Regions from separate parts of the Homo sapiens genome. Here region 2 is linked to region 1. A link is a contact called in ENCODE Hi-C or POLR2A ChIA-PET data. All regions are on one chromosome and are shown on one strand. The core of a region is the stretch at or near the end of the contact, and the rest is flanking DNA. Distances in the headings are between cores, read along the strand shown. Region 1 has its middle 35 kb from the start of MIR3680-1. Region 2 holds the start of LOC124903663 (a long non-coding RNA gene).

Region 1 (6,494 bases), core at 1,644-4,143:
ACCCAGGCTGGCGTGCAGTGGTGTGATCTCGGCTCACTGCAAGCTCCGCCTCCTGGAGTTCAAGACCAGCTTGAACTCCTGGGTTCATGCCATTATCCTGCCTCAGCCTCCCCAGTAGCTGGGACTATAGGCACCCGCCACCACGCTCGGCAAATTTTTTGTATTTTTAGTAGAGACGGGGTTTCACCATGTTAGACAGGATGGTCTCGATCTCCTGACCTCGTGATCCGCCCACCTCGGCCTCCCAAAATGTTGGGATTACAGGCATGAGCCACCGTGCCTGGCTTGCCTGGAGACATTTCTACTGCTACCTTACCGATCAGGGTATCCAGTATCTCCGTGATTACCTTCATCTGTCCCTGGAAACTGTGCCTGCCACCCTACGCTGCAGCCGTCCAGGGACTGGCAGGCCTCGGCCTAAAGGTCTGGAGGGTGGGCGACCTGCAAGACTCACAAGAGGGGAAGCCGACAGACATACCTACAGACGGAGTGCTGTGCCCCTGGTGCCGATAAGAAAGCTGAGGCTCGGGCTGGGTCAGCAACCGAATTCCAGTTTAGAGGCAGATTTGGTCGTGGACATGGCCAGCCACCTCCGTAAAATTAGAGAGGATTATTTTGCATTGAATACACTCACAGCCAAAAAACAAAAAAAAAAGAGTCAGGGTCTTACTTTGTCAACTAGGCAGGAGTGCAATGATGCCATCATAGCTCACTGCAGTCTCTAATTCCTGGGCTCAAGTGATCCCCCCGCGTCAGTCTCCCAAGTAGCTAGGACACCATACCAGGGTTTAAAATTAATTGTTTGTAGCCAGGGGGTCTTGCCATCTTGCCCAAGCTGTTCTCCAACTCCTGGGCTCCAGTGATCCTCCTGCCTTGGCCTCTCAAAATATTGGGATTACAGGCATAAGCCACTGTGCCCAGCCAGCTCTTTTGGATATATACCCAGAAGTGTGTGATTGCTGAATCATAGGGTAGTTCTATTTATAACTTTTTATTTTTTTTATTTTTTTGAGGCAGAGTCTCACTCTGTCTTCCAGGCTGGAGTGCCGTGGCATGATCTCGGCTCATGGTGGTTGGGCCTGGCCGCAACACAGCCCTCATCAGCGTCCCATGCCAACCAAGCACAACTCTGCACCTGTCCCTGGCCAGCACTGTGGGACAAGAGTCCAGTCCAAAGTGACAGAGTCTCTGTCTGGAAGGAAGATGGCCTCCCTGCTCAGCCACATCACATCACCTTGACTTTGCTGGGCCCTGGCCTTCCAAGGTGGAAGCCAGCAACCTAGATGCCTTGGGCTTGTCTCCTAACATCAAGCAGTGAGGGTCAGGGTCAAGAGAGGCGGCTGAGCTACCAGAAGGAAGCCCAGGAGTGTCCACGCCGGCAGACACATGCATCAGTTCTGTGCACACGTGTTCACGTTTATAATTATCCAGTTAATTAAAAAAAAAAAACAGCATTATAGGCTGGGCACAGTGGCTCATGCCTGTAATTGCAGCACTTTGGGAGGCCAAGGCAGGCAGATCACCTGAAGTCAGGAGTTCAAGACCAGCCTGACCAACATGGCGAAACCCCGTCTCTACTAAAAATACAAAAATTAGCCAGGCATGGTGGCAGGTGCCTGTCATCCCAGCTACTCGGGAGTCTGAGACACAAGAATTGCTTTAGCACAGGAGGCAGAGGTTGCAGTGAGCCAAGACTGCACCATTGCACTCCAGTCTGGGCAACAGAGAGAGACTCGGTCTCAAACAACAACAACAGCAACAAAACCCACAGCATTATTGTGATAGAATTCACATACCATGCAACTCTCCCATCTAAAGTGTACAACCTGGTTGGGCGCGATGGATCATGCCTGTAATCCCAGCACTTTGGGAGGCCGATGTGGGAGGACTGCTTGAGGCCAGGAGTTTGAGACCAGCCTAAGCAACATAACAAGAATCTGACTCTACAAAAAACACAAAAACTAGCCAGGTGCAGTGGTACATGCCTGTGGTCCCAGGTAGTTGGGAGGTTGAGGTGGGAGGATGGCTTGAGCCCCGGAGGTTGAGGCTGCAGTGAGCTGTGATCATACCAGTGCACTCTAGCCTGGGTGACAGAGTGAGATCCTTTCTTAAAATAAGTAAATAGGCCGGGCACAGTGGCTCATGCCTGTAATCCCAGCACTTTGGGAGGCCAAGGCGGGTGGATCACCTGAAGTCGGGAGTTCGAGACCAGCCTGACCAACATGGCGAAACTGCGTCTCTACTAAAAATACAAAATTGGCCAGGCGTGGTGGTGCATGCCTGTAATCCCAGCTACTCGGGAGGCTGAGGCAGGAGAATCGCTTGAACCTGGGAGGCAGAGGTTGCAGTGAGCTGAGATCATGCCATTGCACTCCAGCCTGGGCAACAAGAGTGAAACTCCATCTCAAAAAAAAAAAAAAAAAAAAACCAGAAAAAGTAAATAAAAATTGAAGTGTACAATTCTATGGTTTTGGGTATATTCACAGTTGTGCAGCCATCCCAAGTCAATTTTAGAACATTTTCAGCACCTCAAGGAGGAAGCTTGGTACTTTTTAGCTCTTCTCCCCACCCCCGCCGTGCTGCTTCTGTCTCTGTGGGTTTCATAGGAACTGAGTCATGTAACATGTGGAACATTTGTGTCTTGCGTCTGTCACTTAGTACGGTGCTTTTGAGGCTCACCCACACCGCAGCGTGAGTTAGAGCTGTGTCCTTTCTGATTGCCAAGTAATATCTCATTGCATGGTCTAGCTGGGTTGACATCCCATTGCACACTCTAGCTGGGCTGTGAAGGAGCAGGCTGCTTGTGCACATGGGTAACAGATGGATGTACAGTGAGACGTCAGTCTGTGCACATGGGTAACAGGTGGGTGCACCGTGAGGTGTTGGTCTATGCACATGGGTAACAGGCGGGTGTGCAGTGAGACGTCAGTCTGTGCACATGGGTAACAGGTGGGTGCACAGTGAGGTGTTAGTCTGTGCACATGGGTAACAGGCGGGTGTGCAGTGAGATGTCAGTCTGGTGCGCGTGGGTAACAGGCAGGTGTGCAGTGAGGCGTCAGTCTGGTGCACGTGGGTAACAAGTGGGTGTGCAGTGAGGCGTCAGTCTGTACACGTGGGTAACAGGTGGATGTGCAGTGAGGTGTCAGTCTGGTGCACGTGGGTAACAGGCGGGTGTGCAGTGAGATGTCAGTCTGTGCACATGGGTAACAGGTCGGTGTGCAGTGAGACGTTGGTCTGTGCACATGGGTAACAGGCAGGTGTGCAGTGAGATGTCCTCTCCTCCTGCCGGCCACACGTCCCCGCTCCCAGGGCACAGATGTGCCAGTCACTTTCTGAGCAACTACTTCAAATCTTCAGAACAACCCTTCAAGAAGTATTTCTAGTTTACTGATGAAGATAGACAGACAGATATAAACAACTTGCCCAAAGCCACGTTGCCAGTCAGGGCCACTGAGGCCTGGCCCGTTCCAAGGTGCGGGCTCATCTCTCCCTCCCCAGGACTGCAGGAATCAGTCGGGGGAGCGGCAGGCCCCAGCCATTCCACTGCGTGCAGGTTTCCTGCCAATTAAGCTTTCCAGCCTTGGGCTGAGAAGAGGATGCCTGTGTGTTGCCTCATCGTCCCCAGGAGTTCCTGTCCTGTCTCTAAGATGCATGAGGGCTGGAGCAGCCATGTGGTTACAGAAAGCTGCTCCCCCTCAGGGCCCCCAGAGGAAGTCAGGGCCCTTCCTTTATGCGTGTGGTGAGCCCCAGGCAGCTAGAATGGGACACCGGTGAGCACACCAATGAGGCTGAAGACCATCACATCCATTATCTGAGCACGGATGGCCCAGCTACCTGTGGAAAGCACCACAAGCCTTTGCTGGCGGAAGTGGGTTGGTGACTTGTTCCACTTTTCTCTTATTTATTTATTTATTTTGAGACGGAGTTTCGCTCTTGTTGCCCAGGCTGGAGTGCAATGGCACGATCTCGGCTCACCACAACCTCCACCTCCCGGGTTCAAGCGATTCTCCTGCCTCAGCCTCCCTAGCAGCTGGGATTACACGCATGCACCATCACGCCTGGCTAATTTTGTATTTGTAATAGAGATGGGGTTTCTCTATGTTGGTCAGGCTCGTCTCAAACTCCTGACCTCAGGTAATCCACCCGCCTCAGCCTCCCACAGTGCTGGGATTATAGGCGTGAGCCACCGCTCTGTTCCTGGTTTTGTCTTCTTTCTCTTAAACAGGACCCCGCATTTTATGAGCGTCAAGCCTCACCCAGCCTAACTCCGCCCTTGGTTTGTCCTCTTAGAGTCTCAGTTTCCCCAGGTGTACGACAGGCAGTGTGGTGGCTGTAATGGGCTTCCATCAGTGCCTGCCACATGGGCGTGGGGCTCGGTAGGTGCTGCCGCTGCTGCTGCCAAAGCTAGAAGAGCCCCCACAGGGCATAGAGCCATTCCCTGGATCCCCTGGACCTGGTGGGCTGTTTCCAGCTCCACAAGGCAGCCAATTCCCCGGTAGCCCTGACTCTTGCGAAGGCAGGGAGGAGGGGGGGCCCCAGCAGCCTGAGGAGCTTGCAGCTTGTCCAGGCATGGAGGGTGGGGACCCTCTGTGGGCAGTTTTTGCCAAAACTTCTGGCTATGGTGAGAGGGTCAAAGGCGAAGCCTCGAGGTCTCCATTCTGGGAGTGTCTGCCCAGGGTCACCGGGGCCACACTGGGGCTGGGCCTGCGTGCTGGGAGCTGAGTGCATAGTGACAGGTCAGCACTGGTAGGGGCCTGTGCAGATGGGACGGCGCTGGGGGTGGGGGTGGGGGTCCGGGCTTCCAGGCGGCGCCTAATGTGGTTTTGGTTATAGACACTGCCTGTGTTTCCCTCTAAGCTGCTGAAAAGCTCAGAAATGTGCAGCAGGGCCTGGAGCTCAGCCTGGGTTCTGACTGCATGTGGGAGGTGGGCGCTGGGACGACTGGGAGTTCAGGCTGCATGGAGCCACTTCCTGGGTTTAAAAACGGGCTCTTCACCTGCCACCTGTGTGCCCGGGCAAGGCCTTCTCTGCCTCTCTGAGCTTTGGTTTCCCTGTGTGTGCAAGACAGATGAATCACAGGCCCTGCCCCATGGAGTGATTGGAAGATTCAGTGTGATGATTTATATGGAGGGCTGTCGCTTCTTTGAACCCTTCCCACCGAGGTGTGGGGTGATGTCGCCTTGCCCTGAGCCTGGGCAGGTGCTCCTGGTGGGAGTGGTGAACAGGATGCCGCAGGAGCAGTGCTTTGTGACTCTGGAAGCCAGGGCAGAAAAGACATCGTGTCCATCTGGCTCTTTCTGGAAATGCACCCTTGGAGCCCTGAGCACTGCATAGAAGCCAGCTGGGTCCCCAGGGAATGACCGTGGCAGGCATTCCTGGAGGGTCTCTGCCGAGTCAGTCCCACATCAGGGCCCGGACCAGCCTGGAACTAGGAGAGATGATGGGGACTACGTGACTCTGGTCTTTCCTGCCCTAGTTCAGGACAGCTTGTTCCTTAACTGGAGGAAACCAGGAAAGCAGCCCAGAAGCTGCAGATGAGCCCATCCCTGGGTGAGGACTGCTGAGTCCGAGGGGGTGAGAGGCAGAGCTGGGATTTGAAGCCAAGGCCATCTGCCCTTGAGCCTGAGGCCACCACGGCCCCGTCCTGCCCTGCACTGCCCACCAATCAGGAGTTAGATTCAACCACACTTCTAGCATTTTCCATCAGAAGGCCATCATTCTAAAGTTTCATGGACTCCCAAAAGGTAATAGCTCTCTCTGGGAACCAGCTGACTGAAAGCACCCGCAGCAACAAAAAGCGACTTTAACCTTAGTGATTGGGCTGGTGGATTTTCGTTTCGTGACAGGCAGCAGCAGCCTGTGCATTCCACAGCAGACGTGTGTGTGTGAGTGTTGGCCACAGCTGGGCCTTAAACTCAACTGCACATTTCACCAAGAACCAGACATGCTCCTTATTCCATTACATGGTGAGAATGCTGCTCTAGTGTGGATTTTTTTTTTTTTTGGAGACGGATTCTCGAGCTGTCACCCAGACTGGAGTGCAGTGGCATGATCTCGGCTCACTGCAACCTCCATCTCCTGGGTTCAAGCGATTCTCCTGCCTCAGCCTCCTGAGTAGCTGGGATTACAGGAGTGTGCCACCACACCCAGCTAATTTTTGTATTTTTAGTAGAGATGGGGTTTTGCCATGTTGGCCAGGCTGGTCTTGAACTCCTGACCTCAGGTGATCTACCCACCTCGGCCTCCCTAAGTGCTGGGATTACAGGTGTGAGCCACCGCGCCCGGGCTACTGTGGATGTTTAACATCTCCATTTCACAGGCGAGGAAGCTGAGGCTCAGAGGTGCGCAGCTCAGGAGTGGTGGATCAGGGCTCTGGACCCAGGAGTCCAACTGTGGGGCTCTCTGATACACTGTGCTATGGGAGAAGCTCCCAGAAGTCCTAGGCTAGGAGCCTCTAGGCGAGAGGGTTGTTCAAGTCTCTTCCCATTCCCTGA
Region 2 (7,326 bases), core at 4,438-6,937, 110 kb after region 1:
AACTGCCAAGGAACATGCAAACCACTGGGCCATCTTGGATTCTGGGTCCTAAGTGTCCATATGGTAATCTTAAAGGCCAGATTACCGTTTTCCCCATCCGTATTTAGAGTAGGATGTGGGAACTGAAAAATACTTTTTTTTTTTGTTTGGATGCTACTGTCAAAATCGTGGCTGGGAGCTTTACAATTCTCACTTCTAAGACTGCTTTCAGGCCACATACCTCGGCCTTGTTGTTGAAAACATGTCCCAGCCTCAGAAAGAAAAATGATTTGTAATTACTCAGCATGGCATCTTAGTAATTAGACCACCTATCTTTATGTATTCATATATACACTGTAGGATGAAACGACTACTTAGACAATATTCTTTCCTTGGCAAAAATCCTTTGTGAAAGTTAGATTTTTAGCGCTTGCTTTGGCAGCACATACACTAAAATTGGAACAATATAGAGAAGATTAGCATGGCCCCTGGGCAAGGATGACACACAAGTTCGTGAAGCGTTCCATATTTTTTTAAAAAGAAAACAATTAAAGTAAAAGTTGGACTTAAAAAAATCGCCTTATTTCAGTCTCCTGATGCATTTGCCCTCTTGGCTGCTGTTTAAGAGGAAAATATCTTTACTAGTTTATCAGTTCAGCTTATTTTGTGCTCGCTTTGGCAGCACTTACACTAAAATTGGAATGATACAGAGAAGATTAGCATGGCCCCTACACAAAGATGACATGCAAATTTGTGAAGCATTCCATAAATTTTAAAAAATAAATAAAAATAAATTAACCTTATTTTGTATACATTTTAGCTTATTTGAGCTATCTCATCATGCATCATGGAAACAAAGTATCTGTTCTATTGGCATTAAGATAATATTTTGTTTGAAGAACCTGTTTATATAAGACTTTAAAGGAATACTTTCAGGATGTATTATAGATATACATGTATTCTTTTCAGTTCAACTCCAGACACTGGAGAAATACTTGTTTTTTAATATCATTAGCTGCATCTTTTCTAATGTGAATTTATTTTTGCCTTATAAGTAACAAGTAATTTTTTTTCATAATTTGACCCACAAACATTTGCAGTATCTACTGAACGCCTACCACTGCATGCAGGATACTGTACAGAGTAGCTTTTAATCTATCCTTTTAAAGCATCATTGTCTGTATTGAAAACATTGCTCGTGTCTAATGTGTTTCTGAAAGTTTCCATGTCACTAAGATGCCAGCCTGGGGCTATTTAATATTGTATCAGATGTCTTTTGTTATGTATTTATTAAAACAGGTTCTATATAAAAATACATTCTTGTGAAAGTTCTCTTTCAGACTCTTCTGAAGGAAAACATGGTTCTTGACAGCTCCTTGGCAGCTTAGTTTTTTCAAACGTGCTTTATATCTGTATTTACATTTTTTTTTGACATTTTACACTTACAGATTGCTGATTTGTTTCCACATGTCTCTTATGGTATAGTTCTTGAGCAATTTCCTGAAAAATACGCCGAGCACTCTTCTTCTATAAAGACAAATGAGAAAAAAAAATTCTCTTTTGGGAATATAAGCGATGATAACGACGCATCATCAGAACTTTTCTTGCTCTATTGCCACCGGTCCCAAAAACTACCCCCTCCCCCAACACATATGTGCCTACAGTTAACTCTTTTGTATTTGAGAACTTTAAATATAATTTATGGTTGAGAACTGTCCAATTTAAGTCACAGTTTACCCCTTGAGATTATTTTGTCATTGAGTTTCTCAACAATAGGAAATAGTGTCTGCAGTTGAAAGTTACCTTGATATTCTGTTTAAACTTAACATTTAAATATTTAAAAGCTAAAAAATATTTCAGTTTTGAAATCGTTACAACCAGCCACAATTTAAAAAATATTTTTCAAGTGTTGGTCTGTACCTTTTGTGAGTCTTCTTTTATTTCTTTGTTTCTTAGAGGGTTGGATTTTGACTGCCAAGAAGAGAAGGAAAGTCTATGAAACATTTTATGTACTCATAACAATGGTGGCAGATATCTCATGCCCTAATAAGATTAAACTAACTTAATATTTAAGTGATATACAATGAGACTTAATTTTTACATCATTTTTGAGATGCTTTTACTCCATTAAAAACTAATTGAACAAACTGACGTTGATTGTAGGATTTATAGTAATCCTAACACAATGGTATACATCTCCCTTCTTATACACATAGCCAAAAGGTATTCTTTTTTAATAACTTTAGCCCTTTTTGAAGATTTTAAGGCGGCTTTTAGTTTCTTCATCAACCCATTTTTGTTCTTAAAGACTGTTCTTAAGGCTTTCGTAGATAACAGTAATATCTCGCCCTCCACCTGCCCACACCTCACCCCTACAGCAGAAAGATAGCATAGTGGATGGCTCTCTTCTTAATCCCATGCTACTGGGCTTTAAAGAGAAAACAGCAAACTATGTCCCCTGGCTAATAATTTCAGTGATGAGAATGTATGATGCCTTCTTCCAAAGACCTCTTCTGCAGGTGGTGTTCCCTGCAGATGCACAGGAAAATGTTAATTAGGGAGCTCTTGCTGAGGCCCATAACTTGTGGAGAGATAGAAATTATTTTTCTTTTGATAATATTCAAGGATATAGGGACATTCCATGCAAGAGGATTTGACTTACTTTGGAGAGGAGTATGAAGGCCACGCACACACCGGTCACATAGACAGAGAGCAGTGATACAAGAGCTGTCAGGAAGCTCCGCAGTTCCTTGCTGAGCAGCTTAATTTCTTAATGACAAAAACAGAAAGAAGCACATTGACTATTAAAGCCTATTCTTTCAAATACATGTGTAAAGTATCCTTCACACTGCGTTTTAGAGGTGAAACGTGAACTTACTCTGCTTGCCTATTCGTATAAAAACTAGACCTCAAAAGGTACTCAAGTATGTAATAGTTAAAGCCAGTTCATCAGTTCTTTAAATGTGTTAAACCAAAAATGTTACTCGTTTTTAAACATTAAAAAAATTCAACCAACCATTTGTCATATTGCTAAGCATCACTTTTTAGATAAAGGATTATTTGAAGTTAGATAAACATTTCCAGACAGTTTGTTCAAGGGCATCTAAAATCTCTTTTGGTAGAAACGGTTTACCAGTATCATCAAGAGTCTGCCTATGTGGTTAAGATATTTTCATATGTATTTGTTAAGGGTGATATTTATAGCCTTGGAACTAGTACACATAGCTGAAGAGTCCCATCTGTGAAAGAACCTGGGAAGGCCATACATTGAGGAGCGCAGTGCTCACTGCGTGCTTGAAAGACAGGCACTTTTGCCAAATGTGCTCTTCTTTCTTTATGATAAAATTCTGGAAATAGAGTTATTGAATCCATTTTCACATTCGGAATTTCTCTCTCCTTGCAGAAATTGTCTTGTGCTCTGGGTAGGGATTAAGTAACATGCCATGTCTTCAATTACCTGACTATTTGGAGTACAAAATACAATTAGATTTGTACTTACTGTCTGAATAGCCTGTACTTTCCAACTAAATATCCCATAGATGAGACTGAGTGTGATGGCTCATGCCTGTAATCCCAGCACTTTGAGAGGCCGAGGTGGGCAGATCACTTGAGATCAGGAGTTTGACACCAGCCTGGCCAACATGGCGAAACCCCATCTCTACTAAAAATACCAAAATTAGCTGGGCGTGGTCGCACATGCCTGTAATCCCAGCTACTCAGGAGGTTGAGGCAGGAGAATCGCTTGAACCCGGAAGGTGGAGGTTGGTTGCAGTGAGCTGAGATCACGCCACGGCACTCCAGCCCGGGCGACAGAGCAAGACTCTTGTCTTAAAAAAAAAGAAAGAAAAATCCCATAGATGCTTATCCTGTGAATGCAGTTTATGCAGCATACATTTTTATTTGTGAAACTAACAAATTAACCACATCTATACAACTAAAATAAAAAAGCTTCAGTGTGAAAATAGGAGTTCTGTAGAAGAGACAGGAAGTTGCCATGTCTGCCTTAACACTTTCAATTCTGCCTTTCACTTTCACTTCACTTTATATAAGCCTTGCAGCTTTGAGACCTTCATCTTTTTACAAGCCATTTTTCCCTTTGACTAACATGTTTTTAGAAGGCTAATGCAGTGAGACATACAAATCTCTAAAGCTGTGTGTGTTTTCATATCAGTAGCTAACATTTGTTATTTGCTATATGCCAGGCACTATTAAAAATGCTTTAAGTGCCTTAACTTATTTATAATTTAGCTGACAGATGAGAATAAACTAAGGTTAAATGACATTTGAATATCAAAAGCCCATTAGAACCCTCGTAGTTTAAAAGCACAGGTTATAATACTGGATGGTCTCCCTTCCTCAGAGTCCTATTTTGAAATCGAAGGGCTGGTTGATTTTGAGTTCATGTTTTAACAATCTCTGCTCATCATACCAGGGTCCTTCCTAAGGGAAGAGACCCCAACAAGGCGAGGAGTTGCTGCTGTTCTCTTTTTTCCTTCAGAATCATGTAAAGCTTTTTCTCTGAAATTCCCCCTTTTTTTTTCTCGGGAATGTCTTAATCTCAGTTTACTCAAGGGAATGACTTGGTGAAATTACTGATAGGATTTAGCTATGTTTGATGTCCTCGCTCGGCTGAGGAATTGTCATGGGTTTTATCAAATCTCAGGAAGTGAGAGTCATCACTTTCCGTTCACTGATGTCCAGGCAGAATGGGAAGGGTCAGGGATCCCTGAGTAGCTTCTCTCCAAATCTGTGCTTATTCTCCATGTTGCATAGTTTCTGTGGGTCCAATTTATTGATCTTTTACACTTCTCTAGTGCTTTGTTCTAGGTGGTGCATTACCAGACTAGTTCCTGAGAAAGCTGATAGTTACTCACCACAAGGTTCCCTTTGGACATGGTACTTTACACTAAATCACTGTAATATACAAAAGAGGTGAACATGGTTGGTTAAACATCACCATGTAGGGAGAATAGAGCACCCAGCAAATCACTGACTTTGTGTTAGTGGATGTTCGAGATGGATTGGAGTAGTTCTTTTGTTTTTCTGAGATGGAGTCTTGCTTTGTTGCCCAGACTGGAGTGCAGTAGTGCGATCTCGGTTCACTGCAACCTTCGCCTCCTGGGTTACAAGCGATTCTCCTGCCTCAACCTCCCAAGCAGCTGGGACTACAGGTGCATGCCACCATGCGCGGCTAATTTTTGTATTTTGAGTAGAGATGGGGTTTCACCATGTTGGCCAGGCTAGTCTTGAACTCCTGACCTCAAGTGATTCGTCCACCTCAGCCTCAAAGTGCTGGGATTACAGGTGTGAGCCACCACGCCCAGCCAGTTGGAGTAGTTCTTTAGTCCAAACCTCATGGTGACTTGTGTTCAGATCACACCCATCACTGGCTAGGGTATTAACTTAGCAAATTTATCTCCTGATTTCTACATGTGAGTGAGGTAATGATTTTACAGGCCTGAACAAGATGCAATGATGCACTGAAATAAAGCCTCGCTGACTGACCTCTTACCACCAGTGTGGTCCCTCCTCCTGTCTGTTTAGCTCTCGCTTCCGGCACACTGGGGAATGCTATTCCACAGATGTAAATTGCACTGTCATTTGAAGTCACTCTGTTTACAGTGAGGGAAACTTGGTTTTCTTTGAGGGCCTCCCTCACTGTGAACTTGTCTGCCTCACTTTTGCACCCGTCCAAGCACAGGTTCTCAGGCTGGTGAGCACCGTAGCGAAACCACAGGCATGTTGGTTGCTCAGAAGGGCATCCGGTTGCGGAGAAGGTACACTTTATGGTGACGGCCTCATGAGTGTAGTCCACTTCTAGGTACCACGGTTGTGTGACAGAGAGAGTACAGGCGCCCACAGCACCTGTGGGAGGAAGCAGATGAGTGGGTTAATGGGCCTGCCACCTCACTTTGTGCTTTTATTATATTTTTGAGGTAGGAAACCCAGCCATTCTGTTATTTTTCTTACCTTAATCCCAATATAAATAAGACTAAAAATAAACACCAGTGGTCCTCACTTGCCCCAACTCCTCCTGTTTTCTGACCTTGACCTGCTGGGTCACATGATGTCTGTTCACTGGAGGCCAGCCCTAGAGAGGCTTCAGGGGAACAGAGTCCCTGTGCAGGAGGCCTGCATAGAGGTGGCACCGTATTGGACTCAGAAGTTTGGGGTCCATCTGTGACTCTTGCTCCTTACAAGCTTTCCTTCGATCCAATCACTTAATCTCCTGCCTGCTTTCTTGTCCGCACCCTGGCCTCCCCAGAGTGCTGTGTTCAGTGTGGTAACCTGTGTCCCCAGACGAACGTTGCTGCCGCTGATGGAGCCTATGAGCAGCAGCGATGTTTGTGCTTTGTGGGAGTTGAGATCGCCAGGAATTCATGGCCATTCACAATTGTTTCTTTGTGAGCCTGGTGTCCCTTTGGGAAACATGATAAAAGGCAACATGTACACCTGTGGAAATGCAGCCCTGGCTTAGCCTACCATGTCTTTGATTACTGAGCAGGGACCATATGAGCTCGCCAGGCCATAGCTAAGCAGATTTGGTTTCTCCCTGGCGTGTGTGCTGCTTTGTAGGCCCTTGTAGCATTTATCTTATTTAATTAACAATATTGTGATAAAGAGCACAGACTTGAGTTCAAATCCTAGCTCTGCCTGTTCCCAGCATTATAATCTCAGTATCTCAGTTTCCTCATTAGAAAATGGGGATAGTATTGTTGACCTCATGCAGTTAGTGTGACGTTCAAGATGATGCCTAGGAAGTGTTTACCTGCCTAAGCTATAGTAAGTATTAAATACAAGGGAGCGATTGCTGCTGCAGCCGCCACTGCTACTGTTCCCACAGTGTCAGATGGCTGTTGGAGAGATGGTTGTGGACGTCTAGCCACAAGGTGTTCACAGAGCTGGGATTAGTCACCCACTCCAGTGTACTGTCCACCATGTGGTGCTCTTCCAAGTTATGAGGATTGAGTCCCCCACCTTGGCCTTTATATCCCAGGCATGTGAAGCTGGAAAGCCACTCGAGTGCACAAATGGAAAGACCCGCCCTAAACCCTTCTTTTGCGGCAGGGGAGGCCATAGGTAAAATAGTATTGGTTGAGACAAATTGGAATTTGTCAAGTTTTTGGTCTGAGTTCCGCCTGGTCATATATTCCCAAATGGTCCTATTTGTGTGAGTTTGTCCTTTGCTACTGTAAATGAAACTGAAAAGTCATCCAAGTGGTCTGATGCTTAATTTTCAGACAGGGGCTTTTTTCTCTTAGCGTTTCTCTTATGGATCCCCATTCATAACAGCAGAGGAATTAAAGTTAGAATCATGGCGTTTGTGATGCGAGTCTCTTCTCACCA

Evidence for each region. A loop is a pair of places that touch in the nucleus more often than their neighbours do. ChIA-PET counts read pairs that join two places held with the same protein, here RNA polymerase II (POLR2A). Pooled maps may share reads with other maps.
Region 2: a pooled map shows a loop between it and region 1 (6-fold over the local background). The contact joins two enhancer-like sites. A Hi-C loop is called at or near these places in 4 of 37 single-sample maps with no recorded cell type and 8 of 50 pooled maps. POLR2A ChIA-PET finds 5 or more read pairs at or near these places in 4 of 52 experiments (GM12878, PC-3, activated CD4-positive, alpha-beta T cell and 1 more).

Annotation. Positions count from the first base shown.
Region 1 is chr16:21,538,203-21,544,696 of GRCh38, forward strand. It overlaps the pseudogene LOC646828. Among named protein-coding and RNA genes, the nearest start is that of MIR3680-1, 35 kb to the left of the region's middle. RefSeq lists enhancers at 1-303, 304-803, 2,810-3,548, 3,621-3,670. Within about 2 kb of position 2,894, at least 3 of the 41 ENCODE cell types and tissues checked have a DNase peak (open chromatin) inside an H3K27ac peak, as active enhancers do.
Region 2 is chr16:21,641,649-21,648,974 of GRCh38, forward strand. All of the region lies in intron 4 of METTL9 (methyltransferase 9, His-X-His N1(pi)-histidine), which reads left to right. It overlaps IGSF6 (immunoglobulin superfamily member 6), which reads right to left. Exons shown (of 6, transcript NM_005849.4): 2 at 5,485-5,844; 3 at 2,642-2,748; 4 at 1,900-1,950; 5 at 1,426-1,506. It overlaps LOC124903663 (a long non-coding RNA gene), which reads left to right and starts at 2,748. Exons shown (of 2, transcript XR_007065025.1): 1 at 2,748-3,528; 2 at 5,284-5,819. It also overlaps the pseudogene RNU6-1005P and the pseudogene RNU6-196P. RefSeq lists an enhancer at 3,898-4,077. Within about 2 kb of position 5,688, at least 8 of the 41 ENCODE cell types and tissues checked have a DNase peak (open chromatin) inside an H3K27ac peak, as active enhancers do.